Linked DNA regions of Homo sapiens: region 1 is linked to region 2. The links are chromatin contacts, found by Hi-C or POLR2A ChIA-PET in ENCODE. All regions are on one chromosome and are shown on one strand. The core of a region is the stretch at or near the end of the contact, and the rest is flanking DNA. Distances in the headings are between cores, read along the strand shown. Region 1 holds the start of IPPK (inositol-pentakisphosphate 2-kinase). Region 2 holds the start of LINC02937 (long intergenic non-protein coding RNA 2937).

What was found. Hi-C counts contacts between places; a loop is a spot of excess contacts on that map. ChIA-PET counts read pairs that join two places held with the same protein, here RNA polymerase II (POLR2A).
Region 1: a loop to region 2 is called in a map with no recorded cell type, with 12 times the contacts of the local background. The contact joins the promoter of IPPK here to the promoter of LINC02937 in region 2. A Hi-C loop is called at or near these places in 1 of 37 single-sample maps with no recorded cell type. POLR2A ChIA-PET finds 5 or more read pairs at or near these places in 1 of 52 experiments (OCI-LY7).

What each region holds. Positions count from the first base shown.
Region 1 is chr9:92,666,816-92,672,693 of GRCh38, forward strand. It overlaps IPPK (inositol-pentakisphosphate 2-kinase), which reads right to left and starts at 3,316. Exons shown (of 13, transcript NM_022755.6): 1 at 3,093-3,316. The coding sequence starts at 3,173. LOC107987095 (a long non-coding RNA gene) reads left to right here and starts at 3,547. Exons shown (of 2, transcript XR_001746837.2): 1 at 3,547-3,858. RefSeq lists enhancers at 2,418-2,587, 3,328-3,777, 3,788-3,837, 4,592-4,886, 5,144-5,313 and a silencer at 3,108-3,287.
Region 2 is chr9:91,161,623-91,167,682 of GRCh38, forward strand. LINC02937 (long intergenic non-protein coding RNA 2937) reads right to left here and starts at 1,658. Exons shown (of 6, transcript NR_184105.1): 1 at 1,383-1,658. The region is part of intron 2 of LINC00484 (long intergenic non-protein coding RNA 484); the gene reads left to right. RefSeq lists enhancers at 1,618-1,667, 3,065-3,359.

The DNA.
Region 1 (5,878 bases), core at 2,066-4,565, 1.5 Mb after region 2:
CTTCCTGCCCACCCTGGGCACAACCTCCCACCCTCCTGTAGCCCACACCTAGTTCCTCCATCCCCAGGCCTCATTTCCTACAAGTCCTGCGCTGCACAGAAGGCTCTCTCTCATCCCATGTTTGCATACTGCAGGAAGAACATCACTGTGCTCCTTCTAGTGCTGACAGCCAATGACCATGCAGATCTCCTTACCTAGGCCCTCGGCTCCTGCAGGACGAGCTCAGGCTGGCTGAAGGCGCATCATGTTCTCATGGTAGAGGGGATGGGGGTCAGCACAGGACTCATTAGGGACCTTTCAATTCTGAGAGAAGCTGATGTCCTCTCAGAGAAAGCAACCCTCTCCTTACCTGGAAAAACTTGGCAAAGGCCTCCCTCTCTCTTGGACTGAATGAGGTGGATCTAAGGAGTACAGTAGCAGGGTCCACCTGCTCCCACACCCGGCTGGAAGGAGGCTGGGCGCATGCTCAGCATCCACAAGACCACGGACTCCTCCTATTCTACCTCACCCATCTCTTATCCCACTGACACACACCCTCTGCTCGAACTCAACAGGTCCTAAAAAGCTGCCTTCTGGGAATTGCTCTCTCTCCTCCTCGGTCCACAGCCTGAGCAAACAGGCCACAGGGCAGAGCTGGTGGGCTAGGCTTGGTTCAGGTTACCACATCAGGCACAGGCTCCATCTGACCTTAACTTGATGGGAAACATTTTCTCATGAGACTATGTGCAGTGATAATCTTCAATTTCAAATGATGAGCTAAAAACAACAACCAAGCAGGAATGAGCACAGTAAAGCAAGTTTAGATTTAAAATAAAAAATGAGGCTGAGTACAGTGGCTCACACCTGTAATCCCAGCACTCTGGGAGGCTGAGGCGGGCGGGTCATTTGAGGTCAGGAGTTTGAAACCAGTCTGGCTAACGTGGTGAAATACAAAAAAATTAGCCAGGCATGGTGGCAGGCACCTGTAATTCCAGCTACTTGGGAGGCTGAGGCAGGAGAATTGCTTGAACCCAGGAGGCAGAGGTTGCAGTGAACCAAGATTGCGCCACTGCAGTCCAGCCTGGGAGACAGAGCAAGACTCCGTCTCAAAAAAAAAGAATGAATAGCATAGGTCTAGAACAGCCTGGTGGCTGTAGGTAAATTTGAAAAGGTGAAAGAAAAAATAAACAATCAACCTGGCGTGGTGGCTCACGCCTGTAATCCCAGCACTTTGGGAGGCTGAGGTGGGTGTCACTTGAGGTTAGGAGTTGGAGACCAGCCTGGTCAACACGGTGAAACCTCATCTCTACTAAAAATACAAAAATTAGCTGGGCACGGTAGCGCATGCCTGTGATCCCAGCTACTCGGGAGGCTGAGGCAGGAAAATCGCTTGAACCTGGGAGGCGGAGGTTGCAGTGAGCCGAGATCGCGCCACTGCACTCCAGCCTGGGCAACAGAGTGAGACCCCGTTTCTAAATAAATAAATAAATAAAAATAAACAATCATTACAATCAGAGCTGTGCAACAGGGTAGGGCCAGGCTGCCCTGGAGATGCCTACTCAGGGAAGGGGGTGGACACATACTTGTCTGGAACGTGCAGAGAGATCCAAGTGCCAGAGGCAACTGCGTCAAAGCCTCTGCTCTTTCAACATGGGTGTCCTTTTGCTCCAAGCCTGAAACTTGCTGCTTCATCTGCCACTACTTTTGAAATTTAATGTATCAGCCCTCACTAAAGAAAAGTCTTAGGTTTACCTAAAATGCAGAGATACATCTAATCTTACCAAGGAATTGGAAGATTAGTATTTGTTTTGGGAAAGGATTCAGGGGATCAGCACAGTAACCCAACAACAAAAGGACTCACGCAGAAACATCCCTCACTTTGCCAATAGTGGACTACACAAGAGAAGGACAGCTTTAGGTTAGCCTGGTCCATTATTAATTCACCTAAAGATCTTGAGCAAAGCTTGTAGTCTCTGTTCTTTAGTTCCCTGTGCTAATGAGCAACAAAATCCAAAGGCACAACCTAGGGGCTACCTGGGTGTTTGCAGCTTACACTACAGCTGACCAATGCACCCAGCATAGGAACAACAGAAGCAAGGCAGGACTCCACTGCCTACATCATCCCTGACAAGCTGTTCGACTCGGGCAATGCCCTTAACCTCTCTGATTTTCACTTTATTTATCTGTCCAAGGGATGACAATTATCACTTGCTAAGCATAACTTGATGGGTTCCTGCGTAACTGGTCTTTGCAACAATCCCACAAAGTGAATTCTACTACTAGTTCCACTTCACAAATGTAGACACTGAGATTCCTGTGCCTTTAACACCCATGCTCTAACTCCTCCCTACATGACACCTATCCTCGCCTCCCTCACCCCCCTCCCCCGTTCCAGCCGGCCACATTCCTGCGTGGTTGTACCAGACAGCAAAAGGTCAGAGAGATCTGGGCCCTCACAGAAACCCACACGCTTCACTCTTGGGATTCACCTTTGCGAGATCTTACTGCAGTTTCTAAAACTTTCACCCTCGTTGAATTCAGGTGAAAGCCTTCAAATTCTAAAAGGTTGAGAAGAGGACCTGTGGACAACATCCCCTTACTATTAACAGCACAGCAATTCCGTAGTCTCACGAGGCTGAACTCTTTTGGTGCTGAGAGTAACAGCACTGTGGGCACTCTGCTTCTTCCTCCAGTGCTGGCCGGGCCCTCCGTCCCAACCAAGCCTCCACCCCACTGCGGCCTGGCAGTCCGGCGGGCATCCAGGCGGGAGGCGGCACCGCGTGAGGCTGAGCGCGGCACCGACGGGGCGGGGAGGGGGATGTGGAACTGACTCTGACGGGGAACGGGAATACTGAGGGGACGACAGACCGGCCAGGAGAAGGATCTGGGGCAATGGGAGACTGACCCAGTAGAGAGGGGATACTGGGGTGATGAGGAACCCAAGCGGTAGGGGGGGATGCTGGAGGGTGGGGGAATTCCGGAGACCGGCCGGGGAGGAGGAAGGTACTGGGGGGACGTGGAACCGACCCTGTTGAGGAAACGGATAATGGGGGCGGGGTGATACCGGCCGTCGGAGTGAGGTACCGGACCTGCGCCGCACGTCCACCGCTCACCTGCGCGTGGGCCACCACCAGGCTCTTATTGCCCTCTCCGTGGTACCCCCATTCATTCTCGTCCATCTTCCCCTCTTCCATGCCCAGGCGCAGCCCTGGCGCCTCGCGGGCTAGGACTCGGGGACGCGAGCTGGGGGCCGCCCGCCTCGCTGGGAACCAGCCGCTGCGGTCGGGGGAGGAGCGCCTGTCAGCTGCCGCCCCCGCTCGACCCCGCCGCGGCGACTAGCAAGCTGTGGCCGCCGGAAGCCACGCCCCCGGCGCCTGCCATGACGGAGTCGGGCAATTCCGGGTTCGTGACACTTTCCTCACACCGATCGCGACGGTGGATGGGCCGGCGGCCATCTTAGGTACTGGTAGAGCGACTCATTTCCGGAACGCGGTCTTGGGAGCCGGAAGAGAAGCTTCCGGCCTCGGCGCCGGATGTGTAGCTGGCGGAAGGAGCCGGCGGCTTTTCGGCGCCCGGTAGTGACCGGCAGTCCCCGGGTAGCCAGGGTGTCTGGGTGTTGGGACCGCTTAGTCGCGAGACCCCAGCAAACCTCTTGGCGTCTCTGAGCCTCAGCTTTTGCTTCTGTAGAATAGGGTGTACTCATCGTACATTTCATGGGAATACCTAACGCAGTCATTTGGATGGTCCTGTGAGGTAGAAAACATTGTCCAACGTTCTACGCGAGGAAATGTGGCTGGGCCACAGGACTGGACTCCCCAGTCCCGCTTTTGCCTGAAGACTTCGAGGGACGCAGTTGGAGCGCAAGGCTCCTGCTTGGCGGTGAGGCAGAGGGCTAACGACCTTCCTTCTCCTAAATTCACTGATGCGGCGGCAAGAATGGCACCGCCTCGTAGAGCTACCGCATTTCCCAAACTCGTAGTCTCAGGACCACTTTATACTCATAAAAATGAGGGCCCCAAGCTTTTGCTAATGTGGGTTACAGCTATCGATGTTACCACATTCTAAGTTAAAATGCTTTAAAGTTTTTTGTTGTTTCGTTTAAAAGTAAACAGCCGGGCGCGGTAGCTCACGCCTGTAATCCCAGCACTTTGGGAGGCTGAGGCGGGCGTATCACCTGAGGTCAGGAGTTTGAGACCAGCCTGGCCAACATGGTGAAACCCTGTCTCTACTAAAAATACAAAAATGAGCCAGGTATGGTGGCGCAGGCCTGTAATCCCAGCTACTCCGGAGGCTGAGGCAAGAGAATCATTTGAACCCAGGAGGCGGAGGTTGCGGTAAGCCAAGATCGCGCCATTGCACTCCAGCGTGGACGACAGAGTGAGACTCCATCTCAAAAAAAAAAAAAAAAAAAAAAGTAAACATTACATTCCACGCCCACCACCAAAATAAAGGAGTGGTATTGTTTTACACTTTTGCAAATCTTTTTAAAATCTGACCTAATAGGTTCTCACATGTGCTTCGGCATTCGGTCTGCTGCAATATATTGCATTGGTTGACATACACATTGTGAAGAACATCTGCAGTTATGTAGTTCACAAAGAGAGGACCTGCAGACCCAACTTTGAGAACGGCTGGGCACCTTGCCAGGCCTTGGGAATTGTAGTGAAATCAGGCCAGTGACTCAGGAAAATGAGCTGAAGGCTTTGAGCATCTCTTTCCTCCATTTTAGGCCTCAAAAGGGAGGCTGGGGCAGGGCATGGTGACTCATGCCTGTAATCCCAGCATTCTGGGAGGCCGAGGTGGGCGGATCGCTTGAGCTTAGGAATTCCAAACCAGCCTGGCAACATGGTGAAACCCTGTCTCTACAAAAAATTAGCAGGGTGTGGTATCTGTGCCTGTAGCCCCAGCTACTTGTAGGGCTGAGGGGCTGAGGCGGGAGGATCGCTTGTGCCCGGGAGGTTGAGGCTGCAGTGAGCCGTGATCAAGCCACTGCACTCTAGCCTGGGTGACAAAGCAAGATTCTGTCTCAAAAAAAAAAAGTGGGGGAGGCTGGGTGTGGTGGCTCACGCCTGTAATCCCAGCACTTTGGGAGGCCAAGGCGGTGGATCATGAGGTCAGGAGTTTGAGACCAGCCTGGCCAATATGGTGAAACCCCATCTCTACTAAAAATACAAAAATTAGCTGGGTGTGTGGTGCACGCCTGCAATCCCAGCTACTCGGGAGGCTGAGGCAGGAGAATTACTTGAACCCGGGAGGTAGAGGTTGCAGTGAGCCCAGATCGTGCCACTGCATTCCAGCCTGGGCAACAGAGCAAGACTCCGTCTGAAAGAGAAAAAAGGAGGCGGTGGGGGGGGGGTGGTGGGGAAGCTGGGTGGGAGGTGGCTCAGGACCCTCCACAGGGATGGTTGAGAAATGGGGGCAGAAACAGCCACTCCTGGAGGTAAGTAGCTCCCAACAGAGAGAGAGGACCTTAGGGCTCACAAAATTCAGTCCTTCCCACGCCCCCACAAGGCCAGGGAAGCTTAAACATGACTGCAGTTGAGTTCCTCAGCACCCTGCAAAAAGGAGAGTTGGGGTGAGATTAAATAATATATTAAGCATTAAAATATTTCCTTGAAACCTCTAAGGTGCTAGAAATGTTCTGTATCTTGATTTTTTCCCCCATGGAGGTGTATTATATCCCTGATACTTTAAAATTGCCATTATATGGTGATGATAAAAAGCAGATTCATGCTGGGGATGGTGGCTCACGCCTGTAATTACAACACTTTGGGAGGCCCAGGTGAGTGGATCACTTTGAGTTCAGGAGTTCAAGACCAGCCTGGCCAACATGGTGAAACCCATCTCTACAAAAAATAACAAAAAAATTAGCTGGGCATGGTGGTACACACCTGTAGTT
Region 2 (6,060 bases), core at 408-2,907:
CTGTCACCAGATGGAAAAGGAGGAGAAGATGCAGTGGGCTTGGGTGGTCCCAGGTGGCCCCTGGCCGGACTCTTTCCCTCAGTTGGGGGACAGAGGCTGATTGGAAGAGCACCTCCTTCCCAACGCTTGAGGACAGGGCCTTCCCTGACACCTGTGCCTGGGCTGGTCTTCTGCACCCTTAGCCTCAAGTAGCCTCAGACCACTGCAGTGCTGTTGAGGGTTATCCATAGCGTTTTTTTCCTGTGCTTTGGGTCTCCTTTGCCATCTGCAGCTGGACTAGGGGTCTTGGATTGCCAGGGAGGCTTCTGTGAAGTGGGCTGAAGAGAGCCCTTCCTCACTCGGAAGGCACAGCACAGCCCCGCCGCATTTATAAGTGAAAAGGGAGACCCCACTGTGATGGGGATCCTTCTGCCATTCCCCCAAGACCCCGGGATTGATGAGAGGCATTCAGAACTGCAAGGGGCATGAGGGGGCTGTCATGTCCTTGTCTGGGCGGCCTCCCAGGCTCAAATTGCTGCCTGAGAACAGGTGGCAGAACATTCCTGAATATTTAACCCTTGGCTCGCAAGAGTGCAGGAATGACAGTTCTGTGCCTGAGGAAAAGATTCGTGTCACTCGCACCTCACTTAGGACAACTCGTGCTTTACAGAAATTTACTAATGTTAAAGAATGATTTGTGGTTTCTTTGCTCAAATACAGGAAACTGACTTTTCTCAAAAATGAACTCTCCCTACCAATCTGCACCATGAAATTATTTCAGCAAACAAAAAATAATGGTTGCCCATCACCGCACACTGCGTGTGACTCAGCCATCACTCACAGGCAAAGAAGGGTGTTCTCTCCTCTCCCTGTCAGTTACTAATTCTCTGTAAATGACCATTTGACATCCTGGCCGGGGAGGATTCAGATCAGAGATGACTTCCCCACTGCCACAAAGTATGGTTCTGGGAAGGACAACCAGCCCCAAGGCCACGAAGATTCTGAAAAAGTTTCTTCTCATTTGAAGTCCAGTATTTCCTCGGCCCCATTTTTCTGTTAAACAATCCTTTTCCCTTGGAGATTGCTAAAGCTTAGCTCCAGGGCCAGCCTAAGCTCCAGCAGAACTGGGAGCGTCTCCTGTGTCTACATAGCTCCCTTCCCTCCTGCCTTCCTACTATCAAAGGAGAAACAGCGTGTAATTTGATTTTTTCCCCTTCTCCTCACTTGCCATACTGTGTTCTTTGCCTGGGCCTGTGCCTCTCCTTGCAGAGGCTGTGGACAGGAGCACCGAGAGCCACTTCCTGGAGCATGCTCCCCACCCCCGCAGCCTGTGGCTTCAGCCTCTGCTTCTGCAGACAGCGGTGGAGGAAGTCAGGACTGTCCCTTCTGACCTGAACACCTACCTCCAAGTCCTCCCTGTCGCCACAGAGACCCGGCAATGCAAGTGAGTCCTGTTTGACCTCGTCAATCATCGCAGACTGTAAAGGTGACTCGGATGCTCAAGAAACGAGCATACCCAGCAGTGGGCCCCAGACTTCTCGCAGGCCCAGGTCCTCCTGGGTGCACAGAGACCTACCAGACAACGGTCCGGCTGCACTGGTGTTGTGAGATGCCTGTGTCAGAAGACACTGAGTTCCTCACTCGCCTCCTATCATGCCGATGATCACAGGAGAAAGAGCAGGGCACATGCATGCCAGCATGCTGAAGGGAGGCCAAAACCCATGCTTGAAAACCACAGGTCCTGTTCTAGGAGCAGGAGATATATTTAGCCAAGCAGGATGTTTGTGGGTAAACCAACATTTTGCTGTAAATAAAATTCTGCAAACTCGGGACTTTGAGAATTGCAGAAGCTTACTTTGCCTGCGTATTGGCAAGAGAGCTATTTTCCTAACACAAGCTCACCATGACCCTCATTCAGAGATGCGCTTGACGCCGAGGGTGGTGCCTTTTCGCTAAGGGGTGCTGTCAGGGGATTGAGTAGGAGCCTGAAGAGCTAGGAGTATCTTCTCCCTGGGCAGACCAGCAGGCAGACCCTGTCCCTTCACACTACAGTGGCACGTGATGGGCCCCACTGCCCACCTGGTTCTGGTGTCCAGGCTGAAGTCCTCGTGTGACACTCCAAACTGTTCTGGCAAGGAAGGCTCACGGGTTCTGACCTACACTCTGAAACTGACCAGTAGTGATAAACTCCGCATGGACTTCAGCCATCATTGCGTACGTAAGAAATACGTGTTGCACACAGAGTGCTTCTCTACATTCCCAGGTTTGCCACTCCCCGACTTTTGCTGAAGCAGGTTTCTACTCCATCAGTCCCACAGATGTGTTCACAGGGCCAGCACTGAGTGTGGTGCTGGGGAAGGCATGTGCTTGGAGGCAGCCCTGTGAGATGGCACAGCCTAGGGGAGGAGTCGTGGTGGGGAAGACCCTGGCCACGCATGATAGAGGAAGCGTGGCCACACAGTCTTTGCTGTCCCTGCCACAGCATGGTGCTGTAAGTCTCCTCCTTCCGAGTCTGTGCAGACTTATGTGACACATTTGACCCAACAGAAATGCAGCATTTGTGGTGTGTGAAAGTTCCAGACCAGGCCACAGCGAGCTCCGTGGCTTCGGCTGTGTCTCCTGGAGCACTTGCTCTCAGGACCCCCTCTCTCAGAGCCCAGGCACCACGCCGTGAGAGAGCCCCAGCCACAGAGACAGGCTACGTGTAGGTGCTTTCATCAAAGTGCCACCTGTGCCTCCCCGCAGCAGTGTCAGGCCACCAGCTTGGACAGGCAGCTCCAGCCTCCAGTGGAGGCTTCAGAGGACAGCATCAAACAGCATCCACAAAGGAGACCCACCTTGTGAAAAGCGCCTAGCCAAGCCCTGCCCAAATCCCTGGCCTGTGCAATTGTGAGCAAAGCAATTCAATTTGGAGTGGTTTTATGCTGCAGTAGGTGACCAAAGCACTATGGAAGTGAATATCAGGAGCCCCTCACTGGGATGTCAGAAGACATTCAAGGAAGGTTTCCTGGAAGATTTAGTACCTCAGGTGGTACAGGAGAAGGTGAGATGGAGAGAAAGCAACCCCAGTCTGAAGACGCAGTGGTAAGAAAGGGTCATTCCCCTGGGCATGTGTGGTCTGCTGGGGGATGACAGCCGAGGTGAACTTGAAGCAGAGGACACTCAGACAAGCTGCACTCTGAATCCCGCTACGCTGACCGCAGCACTTGCTGAAGAAGCCGCCTCGCCACGCCCAAGCCCTGCAGAGGGAAGGACTGAGGAAGGCAGCTCAGAGGCCTCAGGCAGCCACAGTGTGCATGCTTGTCTATGACTCACAGCTACGACGTGGCCTGTGCTGCTGCAGCTGCTGATAAGCCTCAAACCTCATATACCACTCTCTTCCGAGGATTTTTTAAATACACAAAACTGGGAGTGAGAGGGGTATTTAATTCCCCTACTAACACATGTTGGGCGCAGCTGGAGCAGCCAGGCCCACTGTAGCTGGGAAGATGCGGTGCCTTGAGGTGCAGGCACTGCTCACTGCCACATGTGAGCACAGGTTCTGAGGGTGAAAGGTCCCTGGTATCTGGCCAGAGTGTTAGACTCTGGAACATAAGAAGCCCCCGAGGTGGTGGAGAAGGTCTAGCCAGGCTCCAGACTGGCTTCACAGAGGTAATGCTTTTTGGTTTGAAATCCGTAAGAGCGCACTACAACTTCAGGGCAAGCTCCAACAGTGCTTCTCAAACTTTAATGAGCACCCAAATCATCAGGGGGCGCGGGGGCAGTGGGTCGCTTACTAAAATGAAGATTCTGCATCAGGAGGTCTGGGGCGGTGACACGATTCTGTGTTTCTAACACGTTCCTGGGTGAGGCTGAAGCCACTAGTCCATGAAGCACACTTTGAGTAGCAAGAATGTGGAGGAACTGTCCCAGGATGGGCCATGATTTACCTGAATTCTCACAGTGGCTTAGACAATGGAGACCTTGTCCACAACTAAAAAATAAAAATAAAATCGAACCACACTCATTGTTCCAGGAAACAGCAATAACATTGGAAATAAATCAAATGGTTTATTACTGAGATTGTATTATCAGAGCTATATATTAATTTTTTTTTCTTTCTTTCTTTTTTCCTTTTTTGAGACAGGGTCTCACTCTGTCACCCAGGCTGGAGTGCAGTGGCATGGTCACTGCTCACTGCAGCCTCGAGTTTTCGGGCTCAGGTGATCCTCCCACCTCAGCCTCCCGAGTAGCTGGGACTACAGGCATGCACCACCACATCCAGCTAATTTTTTGTACTTTTAGTAGAGATGAGGTCTTGCCATGTTGCCCAGGCTGGTCTCAAACTCCTGGGCTCAAGTGATTCGCCCACCTCAGGCTTTCAAAGTGCTGGGATTACAGGTGTGAGCTATACCCCCCCACCCCACCCACCTGTATATTCATTTTCTATAACTGTGTAACAAATAATAAATTCCTATTACTGTATAACAGACTTAATAGCTTAAAACAACACCCATTTATGGTCTCATAATTCTGCAGGTCAGAAGTCCAGGCGGGTTTAATGGGGTTTTCTGCTTGGAGTCTCACAAGGCCAATGTCAAGGTCTCCTATCTGGAGGTTTGGGGAAAAAAATCTACCTCCAAGTTTAATCTGGTTGTTGGGCAAATTCACTTCCTTGCAGTCCCCTGAAATCCTCATTTTCTTGCTGGCTGTCAGCCAGGGGTTGCTCTCGGTAACAGGGACCTCCCAGGGCCTCCTCCATCTCAAAGCCAGCAACAGAGACTCCACCCTGGTGTCAAATCTAACTCCGGCTCTGTTACCAGCCAGAGAAAACTCTGCTTTTAAAGAACTTGGCCGGGTGCCGTGGCTCACACCTGTAATCCCAGCACTTTGGGAGGCAGAGGCAGGCGGATCACCTGAGGTCAGCACTTTGAGACCAGCCCGGCCAACATGATGAAACCCCGTCTCTACTAAAAAATACAAAAATTAGCCAGGCACAGTGGCAGGTGCCTGTAATCCCAACTACTCAGGAAGCTGAGGCAGGAGAATAGCTTCAACCTGGAGGCAGAGGTTGCAGTGAGCCGAGATTGCCCCATTGCCCAGCCTGGGCGATAGAGCGAGACTCTGTCTCAAAAATAAATAAATAAATAAATAAGAACTCATATTAGGCCCCACCCCAGATAATCTTCCAATTTTTAGATCAGACAATTAGTGACCTTAATTATATCTGAAAGAGTCTTTTGCCATACAAGATAACATAATCATGCGAATAACGCCAGGGGGCTTGGTTCTGGTTCCAGGGCCACCTTAGATTTCTGCCCTCCATAAGTGGGAAATGGGTGCCTTAGGCAAAAACTGCCCGATAAGAATGCAACAACCATTACACAACTAAAGTGGGTGATCTTCAATGACATAATCAGAAAAGAACCTGAGATCAGTTTCTCACTCAACAGGATTTATGGAGAGAGGCCAACAAAAAGTAAGGCCTCGATTTAGCAAACTGAACTAAAAGCCAAGTCTAATTTGCATTCTTTAGAATGCTTGGGGTCAGCCGGGAGTCTCTCCCATTAGAATGCCTGGGGTGGCCCAGGTGTCTCTATCATTAGACTGCCCGGGCTCGGCCGGGAGATTCCTAGAACACACTGGGTCAAGCAAAATAACAACAAACAAACAAAAACCTTTAGAAACATTTATTTTATGTTCACTGAAAACACTTCATCGCGGCAGCAACTTCAATTATTTAGTATTTTGCACCTCCAAGGCAAAATTTCATAAACAAACAGGTGATGTTTCTTAGAAAACGAACTGTTTATATTTAGCATTATTTTCTTTCTCTCATGCCAGTTTCCTGGAGGGCATCTCTCACACCAATTTCCTAGAGGGAAAAGTTTACCTGCAAAGCTAGAAGGGGCTTAATGCCAACATTCCCTGATGCACCCAGTGAGAACATGAAGAGATGTGGATTTCCTCTCCTTCCCTTATTAATTGTTTTGTGCCATTTAGAGCAAATTTGATGCATAAAACTCTAATTCAAAAGAAAATGAGTTTTTACTTTACCAAAAGTGTAAACCTTTTTGGCTGGGAGCGGTGGCTCACGCCTGT